3 separate regions of the Homo sapiens genome follow, and regions 1 and 3 are each linked to region 2. Evidence: chromatin contacts called from ENCODE Hi-C or POLR2A ChIA-PET data. All regions are on one chromosome and are shown on one strand. The core of a region is the stretch at or near the end of the contact, and the rest is flanking DNA. Distances in the headings are between cores, read along the strand shown.

What was found. A loop is a pair of places that touch in the nucleus more often than their neighbours do. ChIA-PET counts read pairs that join two places held with the same protein, here RNA polymerase II (POLR2A). Pooled maps may share reads with other maps.
Region 1: a loop to region 2 is called in a map of gastrocnemius medialis, with 2.4 times the contacts of the local background. The contact joins the enhancer-like site here to the promoter of TELO2 in region 2. A Hi-C loop is called at or near these places in 30 of 168 maps with a recorded cell type or tissue (Right ventricle myocardium inferior, Right ventricle myocardium superior, aorta and 14 more), 1 of 37 single-sample maps with no recorded cell type and 28 of 50 pooled maps. POLR2A ChIA-PET finds 5 or more read pairs at or near these places in 9 of 52 experiments (A549, A673, CD4-positive, alpha-beta T cell and 5 more).
Region 3: a map of CD8-positive, alpha-beta T cell shows a loop between it and region 2 (7-fold over the local background). The contact joins the promoter of TMEM204 here to the promoter of TELO2 in region 2. A Hi-C loop is called at or near these places in 33 of 168 maps with a recorded cell type or tissue (CD4-positive, alpha-beta T cell, CD4-positive, alpha-beta memory T cell, CD8-positive, alpha-beta T cell and 14 more), 2 of 37 single-sample maps with no recorded cell type and 32 of 50 pooled maps. POLR2A ChIA-PET finds 5 or more read pairs at or near these places in 19 of 52 experiments (A673, AG04449, CD4-positive, alpha-beta T cell and 14 more).

What each region holds. Positions count from the first base shown.
Region 1 is chr16:1,547,978-1,552,230 of GRCh38, forward strand. All of the region lies in intron 19 of IFT140 (intraflagellar transport 140), which reads right to left. The region is part of intron 2 of TMEM204 (transmembrane protein 204); the gene reads left to right. Among named protein-coding and RNA genes, the nearest start is that of TMEM204, 16 kb to the left of the region's middle. Within about 2 kb of position 2,299, at least 2 of the 41 ENCODE cell types and tissues checked have a DNase peak (open chromatin) inside an H3K27ac peak, as active enhancers do; they include gastrocnemius medialis, where a contact is called at or near this core.
Region 2 is chr16:1,490,884-1,495,067 of GRCh38, forward strand. It overlaps TELO2 (telomere maintenance 2), which reads left to right and starts at 2,477. Exons shown (of 21, transcript NM_016111.4): 1 at 2,477-2,722; 2 at 3,363-3,733. The coding sequence starts at 3,399. RefSeq lists enhancers at 2,135-2,184, 2,282-3,182, 4,084-4,184 and silencers at 2,395-2,484, 2,655-2,704, 2,715-2,914.
Region 3 is chr16:1,532,159-1,536,606 of GRCh38, forward strand. TMEM204 (transmembrane protein 204) reads left to right here and starts at 1,508. Exons shown (of 3, transcript NM_024600.6): 1 at 1,508-2,397. The coding sequence starts at 2,118. All of the region lies in intron 19 of IFT140 (intraflagellar transport 140), which reads right to left. RefSeq lists enhancers at 834-1,537, 1,538-2,241.

The DNA.
Region 1 (4,253 bases), core at 1,049-3,548, 57 kb after region 2:
GTCTGGATAGCTCGCTTGCCTGTCTTTGGTACCCACTCCCCAGGCATCAGTTTATGTCCCTTCGTCTCTTCTTTCCCTTCCAACTTTGGCTGTTGAGAGCTTCGGAGCCTCTCGCTCTTCCCTCCCAGGGCCTCTCCCTCTAGAGAGGATTGTTTGGGTCACCGTCATCTTGTTGCTCACAGGTGGGAAATGCCAGCCCCAGCAGGGACTTGAGGTGGCCAGGGGGCCGTCTGCTCCGCATAGATTCTCTTTAGAGCCAGTTGCACCCAGTTTGCTAGCTCTGCAGCTGTACGAAGAGCATCAGGGGTCAGCCCTGGGGTCTTTCCACTCTGCCACCTGTGTGCATGTGTGACAGCCATTCCAAAAGGAAGGCCTGTGACAGAAGCTGAAGCCCCAAGAAGCCGCAGGAAGGAAAGGAGAGGGGAAAGGGCTGGCTGGGCTGCAGAGCTGTAATTCACACTGTCCGGGCGGCTCACAGGAAGAGGTTGTTTGCTTTGGCAACACAACTTCATGAAATGGAATTGATTCCATGGGCAGAATTTCGTGTTTGCTAAAACTCTTCCCTTACATTTGTTTCTAGACAAACTGATGAACATGATTGAAGTTTTGGGAGAAAAGTCTTCAGGAAACAGGACAATGAGGAGAGAGGGAATCTTAATATAAAGATGGTGGGAGAATGGAAAACTCAAAGGTTTAGGGCCAGCCCCAGCCCTGTCTCCTTCCACCCCTTCCCATCTCCCCCACGTAGGGAAGGTGGGAAGGACAGAAGTAAAAGGCTTCAGAACGGCATCCACAGCGCAGTGCGATCATGCAGCTGACTCAGTCACCTTCTTACGCGCGTCTGGAGGCCAAGGTTAGAGCAGCACAGCGAGGCATGTAGCTACAGGCGCCTCTGCATTTCCGTGTATTTGTTGGCTTTTTACTGCTGACAGGTGGAACACACGGAAGGTTCCCTCATGCCAGGCATCTGTTCACGACGTGAACCTTTCTTCGTCAGGGTAGGATCTGGGCCACCGTCCTCCGCAGGAGCCACCTGGCGCTCTCCAGCAGCGGTGCCCCTGCCTGCTCTGGTGCTAGGACGAGGGCAACGTCCCGTTTTCACCGCATGCCTAGGGCCGCGCAGGTTCATGAGGTTCAGGGCCTGGTGGCGCCTCTGGGTCTCACTGGCGTCCGAGGGCGCTGTCCTAACCTTCCAAACCCCTCTCTACCCTAGTTGTGCTCCAAACAGAACCAAAGACAAACAAAAGCCGACGCTGCTCTCCACACAGAAGTCACGTAAATGCAAAATTTTACTTAGCCTTTTTTCACACAAGGTACAGACCTAGAATTTTCCCATCTGCTTCTGTGGCAACAAAAATGCCAAGTAAGCTCCAGCCTTGGAGCTGTACCACCAGCGAGTGAAGCGCGGCTCCCAGAACGCGGCTCCAGACGCACCCCAGGTGCTTTTCTTTCTTTCTTTGTTTTTTGAGACTGGCTTTCGCTCTTGTTGCCCAGGCTGGAGGGCAATGGCGTGCAATCTCGGCTCACCGCCGCAAGCTCTGCCTCCCGGGTTCAAGAAATTCTCCTGCCTCAGGCTCTTCAGTAGCTGGGATTACAGGTGCCCGCCACCACGCCCGGCTAATTTTTGTACCTTTAGTAGAGATGGGGTTTCCCCATGTTGGCCAGGCTGGTCTCAAACTCCTGACCTCAGGTGATCCACCTGCCTCGGCCTCCCAAAGTGCTGGGATTACAGGCATGAGCCACCACGCCTGGCCACTTGTTGCTAGATTTTCAAAGACACAGCTTTCTAGACTCATGACTCAGGGTTGGCCTGCCCTGTTCCCTCCTGCTTTGTGACGGTCCCTGCCTGTTAGGCTTGCTGTTTACACCTGATCTGCCACCTTGATTACTTTTCCACTCACACTTTTAGGATGTAGGGCCCATGTCCAGGTTGCGTGTGGACATGTGAACTCATACTTCTTTAATCAGTTTATCTACATTCTGAGTCTTTTTTTCTTTTTCTTCTTCTCTTTTTTGTCGCCCAGGCTGAGTGCAATGGTGCAATCACGGCTTACTGCAGACTCGACCTCCTGGGCTCAGCCTCCTGAATAGCTGAGGCTACAGGTGTGCACCACCACGCCCAGCTAATTATTTGTACTTTTTTGTAGAGGCAGGGTTTCACTATGTTGCCCAGGCTGGTCTCAAACTCCCGGGCTCAAGCAATCTGTCCACCTTGGCCTTCCAAAGTGCTGGGATTACAGGCTTGAGCCACCGCCCCAGCCCCTTCGTCTTCTATATTTAGAAACAGTGTTCTTGGAAGCAGACAGATGCTCTGAGGCCTGAGCTCGTGTTTATGGCAAGCAACACAGCCAACCATGCACAGGGAGGTCATGTCTGGATTAGAATGGTCGACCCATTCTAATGCTCTAAACGACGCATTTTCAAAAGCTATGACACTGATCTTAAGAAAATAAGTAAAACTCCTTTGTTACAAAAAGCACTTAAGAAAATAAATAACAATAAAACAACAGTTCAGGAAGCAGCGTGTGATGCTGGCCAGTGCCAGGCAGGCAGAGGGGCTTTCCAGGTGGGCCTCGAGGGACCCAGCGTCTCAGGGCTGGGGTGGCTCCACACTGCTAGGGCACCCGGCAGGCTGCCTCAGGGCAGGAGGCCGGGCTCAGTTCTGCCTACCCGCTCTGTGCTTTGCTCCATGGTTTAGCCTTCCCACTTTTAATTTAGAGTCTGGAGAGCCTTCCCTGCAAGCTTGACCCTCCACATAGGGCAAGGCCCTGCCAAATGCCACCCTCTGGGGACACAGAGATTAATGACTTCCCCATCTCTCTAAGAGGAATGCCAGTTCCCCAAGGAAAGTCAAGAGCGCCCTAGCCGTCTCTGTGGCTGACGCTGACCCTAGCGTGGTCCCCGGCGTGCCAGTGGAGGCTGAACAGGCCTGTTGAGTACAGGGCCACGTAGCCGATGCCAGTGGGTCCTTGGGAATCGTGCTGCCCCTCCGTGAGCATTCGAGGGCACCAGGGTAGCGGCATCTACGTGATCTGGCCAAAGGGCTCTGTCCCTTTGAGGGGTCCTGGTCACTCAACTGCCAAGGCTGCTGTTCCTCCTCGCCTTTCCCGCAGCTCCACACTGCATTCTGTTCTGTTTCACGTCTACTTTGGTCTCCTCAAACGATTAACTCAAAAAGTAATTGCGGAGAGACTTCTGGGAAGCTGTGGTCAATGGTGGGGCAAGTTCTGGCCCCGGGGAGCCTGCCCTGTGGCGGGGGAGAGCGGCCAGAGCCACCCATGGGTAAAGACACAATGACCACGGCTGGCAGGGGTGGGCAGGTGCAACTCTAAGCCGAGGCCCGAAGGATCAGCAGCAGGAGGGGCCCCTCCTCCCCAGGGCCAGTCAAGCCGGGGACAGTGGCACGAGGAGAAGCCCAGAGTAGGTGGACCCAGTGACTGAGAGGGGTGGAAAGGGCCACTGGGCCCCAGGGTGGCAGAAGGGCGGCCGCAGGTAGCAGGGGAGACCCTAAGGCGATGGGAGCCACAAGGGTGCTGAGTGCTGGGGAGACAGGATGTGAGTTTCATACAGATCAGGGTGCAGCGGTGGAGGGAGGGCCGCCTGCATCAGTATCCCCAGCAAGGTCACCCGGCACTGCTGCAGACACCTTGAAACGTCCAGCACATTCCTCACTGTCGAACCCAACTTCAGGACATGCTTGTTCACGGAAGAGCCTAAGATCAGCGGCACTTCAGTCTTCTACGGGGTTTTGTTGGGAGCTACCTATACAAAGGAGGCCACACCACACGTGCGTGGTCCGGCAGATCCGGCAAGATCAACTCTGCGGGACCTCCCACCCGGGCTGGTTGCCCTGTGTTGCCTTAGAGTTTTCTTCCCGAGGTTTTCCTAGAAAGCCACTGTAAATCCGAGCTGTGCACTCAGAAGCCTCCCGGGTGTGTCCCTGGTGATGTCCCCGGGGCCTCTCCCTGGTGACGTGTGGCCCGCGCTGTCCCCCTGCAATGACGGTACCTCCAGGTCCCCTATGTGTGGAAACTGACCCCCACGGCAACCGCAGACCGTGAGGGAGGTTGACCCTGGAAGCCATGGGGGGCACAATCCCTTTCCACTGTTCCATTCGGATGAATGATGTGTGGAACTAGAGGCCCCCTGAGATTTTAAACACGTTTCTGTAACACCCGCAAGTAGAAAGGAAGCCTGGTGAGGGGGAGAAACAGGCTGTGGCCATGGCGGGCTGGAGCCTGATGAAGGCCAGT
Region 2 (4,184 bases), core at 1,227-3,726:
TTCCATTTAAAGTTGTGGGTCGGGGCAGGGTGTGGTGGCTCTCTCCTGTAATCCCAGCACTTTGTGAGGTCAAGGTGGGCAGATCACTTGAGTCCAGGAGATCGAGACCAGGCTGGGCAACATGGCAAAACCCCGTCTCTACTAAAATTACAAAAATCAGCCAGACGTGGTGGTGTGCACCTGCAGTCCCAGCTACTTGGAAGGCTAAGGCGGGAGGATCGCCTGAGCCGGGGAGAAGGAGGTTGCAGTGAGCTGAAATCGCGCCACTACACTCCAGCCTGGGTGACAGAGCAAAGAATAAAGACATTTTCAGACACACAAAGGCTTGAGAAATTTGTCCTCCAAGCACCCACTGTTGGATGCGGGGCTTCAGGAAAAGAAGGGAATAGGGAAGGACGGAGCTGCCGTGGGCACTGGCGAGGGCTGGAACCCAGCAGCGGACGGAGGAGGAGTTTCCGGGATGATGGGATGCTGCCTGCCCCATATCCCATCCATCAGCTCTGCCTGCAGAGACATGCCCTGAGTTCAGCTGCTTCTCTACACCCCCATTCCGCCCCAAGCTCATCCTCACAATGGCCACCTAGTCCCCTCGTCCGTGTCGCCCCCCTACCGTCTGCTCTCCTAACTGCACCAGCATGGACCCGTGCCTTCAATGGCTCCAGGAGATGCCTGCCACACAAGCAAAATCTTAGTCCCTGCGAGGGCCTTCTGTGGCCTGGCCCACTGCCTCACTCCCTCCAGGCCTCACCCCTGCATATGCCTCCCTCGGCTCCACCTCCCGGGCAACAGTTGCGGCCTCAGGCCTTTGCACCTGCCGTTTTCCTGCCAGTGAGACTCTTCCCTGGCTGTCAACACATTCAGGGCTCTGCTCTAAGGTGTTCTGTTCAGAGCTCTCACCTTACGTAAGACAGCACCCACTGCTCTCTGGCTCTTTTCTTTTTTTTTTTTTTTGGAGGAGTCTCGCTCTGTCACCCAGGCTGGAGTTCAATGGCACAATCTCCACTCATTGCAACCTCTGCCTCCTGGGTTCAAGCAATTCTCCTGCCTCAGCCTCCCAAGTAGCTGGGATCACAGACACATGCCACCACGCCCAACTAATTTTTGTATTACTATTATTATTATTATTATTCTTTTTTTAGGAGAGACGGGGTTTCACCATGTTGGCCAGGCTGGTCTCGAACTCCTGAGCTTGTGACCCACCCGTCTCGGCCTCCCTAAGTGCTGGGATTAGAGGTGTGAACCACTGTGCCCGGCCACTGGCTCTTATTTTCTTACCCTACCGGTTTTTTATTTTGATTCCTTTTTTTTTTTTGAAACAGGGTCTTGCTCTGTTGTCCAGGCTGGAGTGCAGTGGCAGTGAACATGGCTCACTGCAGCCTCAACCTCCCGGGCTCAAGCCATCCTCCCACCTCAGCCTCCTGAGTAGCTGGGATCACAGGCTCATGACACCGTGCCTGGCTAATTTTTAAATTTTTTGTAGAGACAGGGTCTCACTATTTTTCCCATTCTTGAACTTCTGGGTGCAAACGATTCTCCCACCTCAGCTTCCCAGTGCTGGAATTACCGGCGTGAGCCACCGGGCCCGGCCTCTGCCAGTTTTTCTGCTCGAGGCCTGTCACCTGGCATATTTCGTATGTACTTTATCTGTTCCCCCGATAGGTGAGCAGGAACTTTGCATCATTTGTTGCTCAGAAGGCTTGGTGCACCAAGCAGGCATTTAATCAATGTTTGTTGAATGGATAACTGTTCCCCAGCTTTTCCCACATCCATCACTGCTGAAATGGCGCCTCTTTAGGTGTCTTCCTGGATTGCCCCCTCCACAAAGATGAAGCCCCCCACACTCCGCTGCGGTGTACAGAAGGCACTGCATGTTGTAAATGTTCAGTGTCCGGCTGTCCAGCCTGGCGGCCACAGCCAAAGGTAGTACCGAGCCCTTGAGATGGGGCTAGTGCTGCAAGGGAACTGGACTTATTTAACTTCAGTTAATTTACAGAGCCACATGCGTCTAGCGCTTACCCTACTGGTCGCAGTTTTTATTCCACGACCCGGCCTCATTTACGGAGCTGCAATTGTTCAGATCTGACATGATCTCAACTGCTCTTTTACTTCCTTGTGTACCGTGCGTTTCCCTTACTGGCCTCTGACCCTTGAAAGCAGAGCCTTACATCCGGGGAAGACGAGCCAGGCCTGTCTTGGTAAACATCTGCCTTAGAGCGAACGCTCGGCGTTCTGGAGAGAATGTGGGACCCGAGGCGGAGGGAAGAGACGGCTGACATCACTCCAGGGTAGGGACGACCGAGATGGGAGAAACTAAGGCGAGAACCCACCACCCGGGCGCAGCGAACCCAGCTCGCAGCCACGTGGGGAAGCGCGGCCCTGCCCTCAGGCCCCGCCCCACTCACGCGTCAGGCCCCGCCCACCCCACCGCCCCCCGCTCCCGCGTCCAGGCTCCGCCCCGTCCCCGCGCAGCGCAGGCGCAGATGCGCCCTCCCGCCTGGCGTCCTCCGCAGATTCGCGCTGAGAGGCCCGCGGAGACCCGCCCCAGAGGCTCAAGAAAACCCGCGGGAGCCTCGCCCGGACCCAGGAACTCGTGCTCGGGGCCAACCGGCTGGGCCGCGATCGCGTTTCGTCCGGGGCCGCGGCGGCCGTGGGGAATCGGCTGCAGCGAATCGGTGGCGCGCGGCGCCTGAGCGCGCTGCAGTCACCCGGGAGCCGGGTCCAGGTCGGGTTGGGGGTCGGGGATCGGGGATCGGGGGTCCGGTTGGGTCGGGTTGGGCTCCAGGTCTGGTTGGGTCGGGTCCAGGTCGGGTAGGAGTCCGGTCGGGGTCCGGGTACAGGTCGGGGTCCGGGCCTGGATCGGGGGCGGGTCCGCGTGCGGCTCCTCTAGCCCCGAACCCGTGTTCCCCGTAAGCTGTTGGTTTCTAAGGGGCGGAGGAATGGCGACTGGAGCCACCTCTCACCGCTCAGGGAGCCGGGAGGGCCGGCAGCTCCCGCGGGCCGAGTTTCCCGCCTTGGGTGCGAGGACGCGTGGGGCCGCGCTGTGCCCGGGGAACACTCACCAGCATCTCTAGCCTCCACCTCCCTCTCGCGCCAGTGGCACTCCCGGTTGAGACAACTGAGAATGTTCCCTGGGCACAGTGGCCCGGGTTGAGAAGCCCTGCAGTGGCTGGTAGCGTTGGGGTCCGAGCGGAGGAGCGAACTCTGGGTGGAAACCGGCAGGCACTGGAGGGGAAGGAGGCGGGACAGGGTTGGGTGGGACCAGGGTTGAGGGGTGTGGGGTCTCGGGGCGCTCACCGAGGGGCTTCCTGAGCTTGTGTGGATTATTTCCGTGCCCCAAGCTGAGCCCTGTGTCCATGTCACAGGTCGTCTTCCCGTGACGCCCAGATCTGTCCTGCAGGATGGAGCCAGCACCCTCAGAGGTTCGACTCGCCGTCCGGGAAGCCATTCATGCCCTCTCGTCTTCGGAGGATGGCGGCCACATCTTCTGCACCCTGGAGTCCCTGAAGCGGTATCTCGGTGAGATGGAGCCTCCAGCGCTCCCGAGGGAGAAGGAGGAGTTTGCCTCGGCCCACTTCTCGCCTGTCCTCAGATGTCTTGCCAGCAGGCTGAGCCCAGCCTGGCTGGAGCTGCTGCCCCATGGCCGCCTGGAGGAGCTGTGGGCCAGCTTCTTCCTGGAGGGCCCGGCGGACCAAGCCTTCCTGGTGTTGATGGAGACCATCGAGGGTGCTGCGGGGTGAGTGGGCTGGGCCCATCCTGGGGTTGCCGGTAGCCTCAGAAGTGATGAGAGTGGCTTGAAGGACTGGACCAAGAGCCTCTCTAGTCCCTGTGAGGGGCTAGAGAGAGAGCCTGCTCCTGGCTGAACCCCTGAACAGAAGAAGCGGTCTGTGTCTGTCTCCTTTGCGACGGGAGGCACCTGCTGTGTCTCACAAAGTCCCCCACTTGCTCCCCGTCCGGCTGTGTCAGAGAGGGATGGGGTGGGAGTGTTCACATCCCAGGCGGCAGAGGCAGCCCGTCAGCTGGGGACGTTCCAGGTTTTCCAGGGAAGCACAGCTGTCATCACTGACACGTGTCCCATGTGGACTCCCAGCCCCAGCCGGCTCCCAGGCTCAGCCTCAGATCACACTGCAGTCCTTGCCGGGACACTGCATCTTGAGAAGCTGGGTTTTCAGAGGTTGCTGTGATCA
Region 3 (4,448 bases), core at 258-2,757, 40 kb after region 2:
GCCACCCGGGAGAGTGGGGGCCGGCAGCACCACTGTGCCCCGCACGCCCCGTCAGGTTCCGGGGGCTGAGAACAGAAATAGAAACAGCAGCTTTTCCCTGGGCACAAGCCAAGGAAGAGGGGAAAGGAGAAACCTGACGGACACGTCTGCGACAAATCCCCGGGGAAAATCCCCCCCAGGCACGTCCCTCAGGAAGCCAGTGGAGAAACGCTTCTCAGGACCCAGCACGCACCACGGGCTGGTGAGGACGGAGCTGCTGCCTTTCTGGAACAGACACAGGGCGTGTGTGGGGAACCTTGCTTCACCTGTGGATATACAGAGCCACATGCCAACGTGTGAATGGAGACTGGTCCCAGGAAGTGGCAGCTCTCGGGACCGCCCTGAGCCAGGGCCCAAGCACGGGCAGTGCAAGGACAGGAAACGGTCAAAGCTCTGCTGTTACCACAGGCTGGGAACAGGACTCTCTGTCCCAGCACTGTCTTGGGCGTGTGCCCATGAACAGTTTGCACGGATGTGGGACACCTGCATTCACGAAGCTTTGGAGCCTGGGTAGGCTGGGAATCCCATGCTGGGTTTCGGGTCTCTGGAGATGGGACAGAGTAGGAGACCCTCTCGTGGTGTCTGCCCAGCTGGGCAGAATAATTCTGAGCAGAATAGACGAAGATGCTTCTGAGCTCCCTGGCAGCATAAGCTCTGCCCGAGAGCCTGACCACTCACAAGGTGACCTGCCTAGTCCTGTCCCCAGCTGTGGGGGGTGACCGTTCCCATCAATAGCAGAGGTGGCCCAGGCCCCACGTGACATTCGCTCTGTCCCAGGCCCCGCTGAGAGCCCCACCCAGCACATCCAGAATCTTACCCTTCTTGCCACCTAAGAATGACCTGGCCTCGAGGTCCTCCAAGTACAGGTCCCTGGCCCCGAGGTCCTCCAAGTACAGGTCCCTGGCCCCAAGGCCCTCCAAGTACAGGTCCCTGGCCCCGAGGTCCTCCAAGTACAGGTCCCTGGCCCTGCAGGTCTGGGTGAACTTGCTCCCTCCAGGCACACGGGTCTCTCCCCTTCCCAGCAATCCTGTGATATCTGCCCCCCTTTTGAGGGCAGCATTCCCGTGGCGGGGGCAGGCCTGGAACACACGGGCGGGGGGAGGCTTGTGGTTCCTATGGTCCTGGGGGTACCTATGGTCCTGGGGGCAACTGGATGGCTGGGGGGTGTGAAGTCCCCAGGGCAGGCAATAGTCGCTCAGTACCAGCCTCCAGGCCCCGGGGGCCACCAGGCTTAAAAGCAACAGGCGAGACGAGGGATCTGTCCCGCACCCGGCATCCCTGGCCTCTCCTCTGGGACAGGAAGATGGGGAGGGGCGGCAGGAGGTGGGCCTGGAGCAGGGCCTCAGAAGTCTCCTGGCCTTTCCCATCAGGAAGCACATCCTGTTGGTGTCTGGCTGCCGCGGCAGGGCCGCTATTTGTTGCGGTTGGCTACGCCTTCCAGCTCACCAAAAACAGTCTCAAAAACAACCATTTCCTCTCTGCTGAGAGCCAGGGAAGGCGAGCTCTGCGCACACGGGCGTCCCTGCAGCAGCCACTCTGCTTTCCAGGACCGGCCAACTGCCCTGGAGGCATCCACACAGGGGCCCAGGCAGCACAGAGGAGCTGTGAACCCGCTCCACACCGGCCACCCTGCCCGGAGCCTGGCACTCACAGCAGGCCGGTGCTAAGGAGTGTGGCGCGGGCTCGACTCCCACTGCTGCCGGCCTCCCGAGTGACTCTGTTTTCCACTGCTGCAGGCGAGAAGAGGCACGCGCGGCACAGGCCGGCCTCCGCTTCCCGGGAAGACGGCGCACTCCTGGCCCTGGGTTCTTGCTGCTGCCCACCCTCTGCTCCCTGGGATGGGCCCCGAGGCGAGCAGCTTCAGCACAGGCCTGGCCCTGCTCCAGGTGCAGGAAGGAGGATAAGGCCGGGCCGAGAGGCGGCACACCTGGACCATCCCATGGGCCTCCGCCCGCGCCGCCCCGAGGATGAGTGGTGATGTCCTCTAGCCACCCCTAGCAGCGTCGGCTCTCCCTGGACGTGCGGCCGCGGACTGGGACTTGGCTTTCTCCGGATAAGCGGCGGCACCGGCGTCAGCGATGACCGTGCAGAGACTCGTGGCCGCGGCCGTGCTGGTGGCCCTGGTCTCACTCATCCTCAACAACGTGGCGGCCTTCACCTCCAACTGGGTGTGCCAGACGCTGGAGGATGGGCGCAGGCGCAGCGTGGGGCTGTGGAGGTCCTGCTGGCTGGTGGACAGGACCCGGGGAGGGCCGAGCCCTGGGGCCAGAGCCGGCCAGGTGGACGCACATGACTGTGAGGCGCTGGGCTGGGGCTCCGAGGCAGCCGGCTTCCAGGAGTCCCGAGGCACCGTCAAACGTAAGTCCAATTGTTTTCCTGATGCCTTCAGCGTGGCCGAGGCTCGAGGGCACATGGGAGATGTTAGGCGCGGACCTGGTGAGCGGGTGGGGAGGCCTGGCCCCTGCTCTGCCCTGAGCGTGGCCTCTGGGCAGGCAGGAGGGGGCACTGTGTCTCCCAGGGAACCAGGCCCCAAGGCCCCCTCTCCCTGGTGAGTGGTGGCCCCACACACTCCTCCTGCTCAGCACAGAATCTGCCTCCAGCTCTTTTACACAGGAATTCATCTCAGGCATTTGGGGGGCCTCTCTGCCGTTACACATAGTTAAGAGATGGGTACATTAATCAAATCAAGGAAAGGCATTTTTCCTTGGTTGAAAATAATTATTACGGCTGGGCGCAGTGGTTCACGTCTGTAATCCTAGCGCTTTGGGAGGCTGAGGCGGGAGGACTGCTTGAGGCCAAGAGTTCAAGACGAACCTAGCCTACATAGCGAGAGACCCTGTCTCTGAACATAAAAAAAAAATGAAAATGCTCTTTCTTTACTCATGAGTAAAATAAACAAGAAGTTTAAAAATACACGGGTGAGTTCTGGCTTTGTTCTCACGGTTGTTGGGGTCTTTGAGGCAGAGAGCAGCAGCAGGATCCCCAGGGATGAGCTTCAGATGGGACGCTGGAAAGGAGACAGGGAGGCCAGGACGCTCGGAAGGGGACAGGGATGCTCAGTGGTTGCAGAGGAGAGGAAGGGGCTCAGAATGATGCCACCGCACCGTGGGGTTTGAGTGGCAGGTGTGAGGCTGCATAAATAGGAAGGCGCTTACAGCCCATGGGGTCATCTCAACAGTCACGGCACAGGGACACAAGGTCTCCCAAAGGCCGACTCTCTGAAACTGTCAGCAAGGTTTTGACTCGCAGACACCCCAAGTCTCTGCTGCAGAGCCTCACAGACTCGGGGTTGGACGCTCCTTCTGCTCTGAAGATAATGCTGGTCTCTGAGGCAGTGCCTCTGCTCCAGGCTTCCGAGGGAGTCCCGGAGTACTGGGGTAACACACATCACGTGTGCCTCAACCACACAGCTCCATCCCCAACCTGCCGCGCTCAGAACCCTCAGCGGGGAATGTCATCCCCACTTCACAGGCAAAGAAACTGAGGCTTTGCAGAAGGCATGTGGCTTGGACAAGGTCCCACGAGGGAATTCAACCCCCTTGTCCACTCAAAGGCCCTCGGCTGCACCGCACAGCCTGGACTGCGCACTTCCTCTCGCATCCTTCACCAGCAGGGACCAACAGCCGTCTTTTAAAAAGATCAAAGCCTATGAATAACTTCAAAGCTTCCACCGGCTCTCAGAACTCGGTGTCTTATGGGAAGCCCGAGGCTTGGGTCTCCGCGTGACTCCGGCCAGGCGCCCTTCTTCCAGACTCTGCCTGCTCTGCTGAAGAAGGAGCCGCAGCCCCGTTACTGTGCTGAACCTCTCGCGGGGGCAGCGGCTTTAGGCCCCTGGAGGTGGGGCCGGGCGCTCATGTGCTTTGGGACCATCACTGGCGTCCAGCCCACAGAGCACCCCCGGGGGAGGGAGTTCCCAGCCGGCCCTTGGCCGCAGCTCTGCACCTCCAGGCCTCCTAACTGCTGCCACCAACACCCACAGGTGGCCCAGGCAGCCCAATCTCAGGGCAGCTGGAAGCCTTGGCGCCCCTCCCTGTTGCTACCTCTTGCGTTCCTCCAGTCACAGGGCCGCGTGTAGCCTCTGGCACGACCTATGCATCCGTCCCAGGCGCCCGGCTGTCCACTTGCTTAGGCCTGCTCACCTCAGGCCAGCAGGACACACGAGGCCCCTCACAGAGCCCCCTGGACTGCCTCCTGCTCACCTGCCTGCGTCCACTGCTCCTCCCTGAGCCCTGGTCAGCCCCTTGGACAATATTTACAACATCCTCCTGCAACTTGTATGGCATCTGCAGGTGGCTGACCCTCAGTGAACCTGAGCAGCGAAGGTTTGTCCACACAAGGGAAGCGTCACGGAAGCTCCTTGTAAACGGGACTCAGCTCAGGAAAAGGAACAGGCTCAACGGGTAACTTTT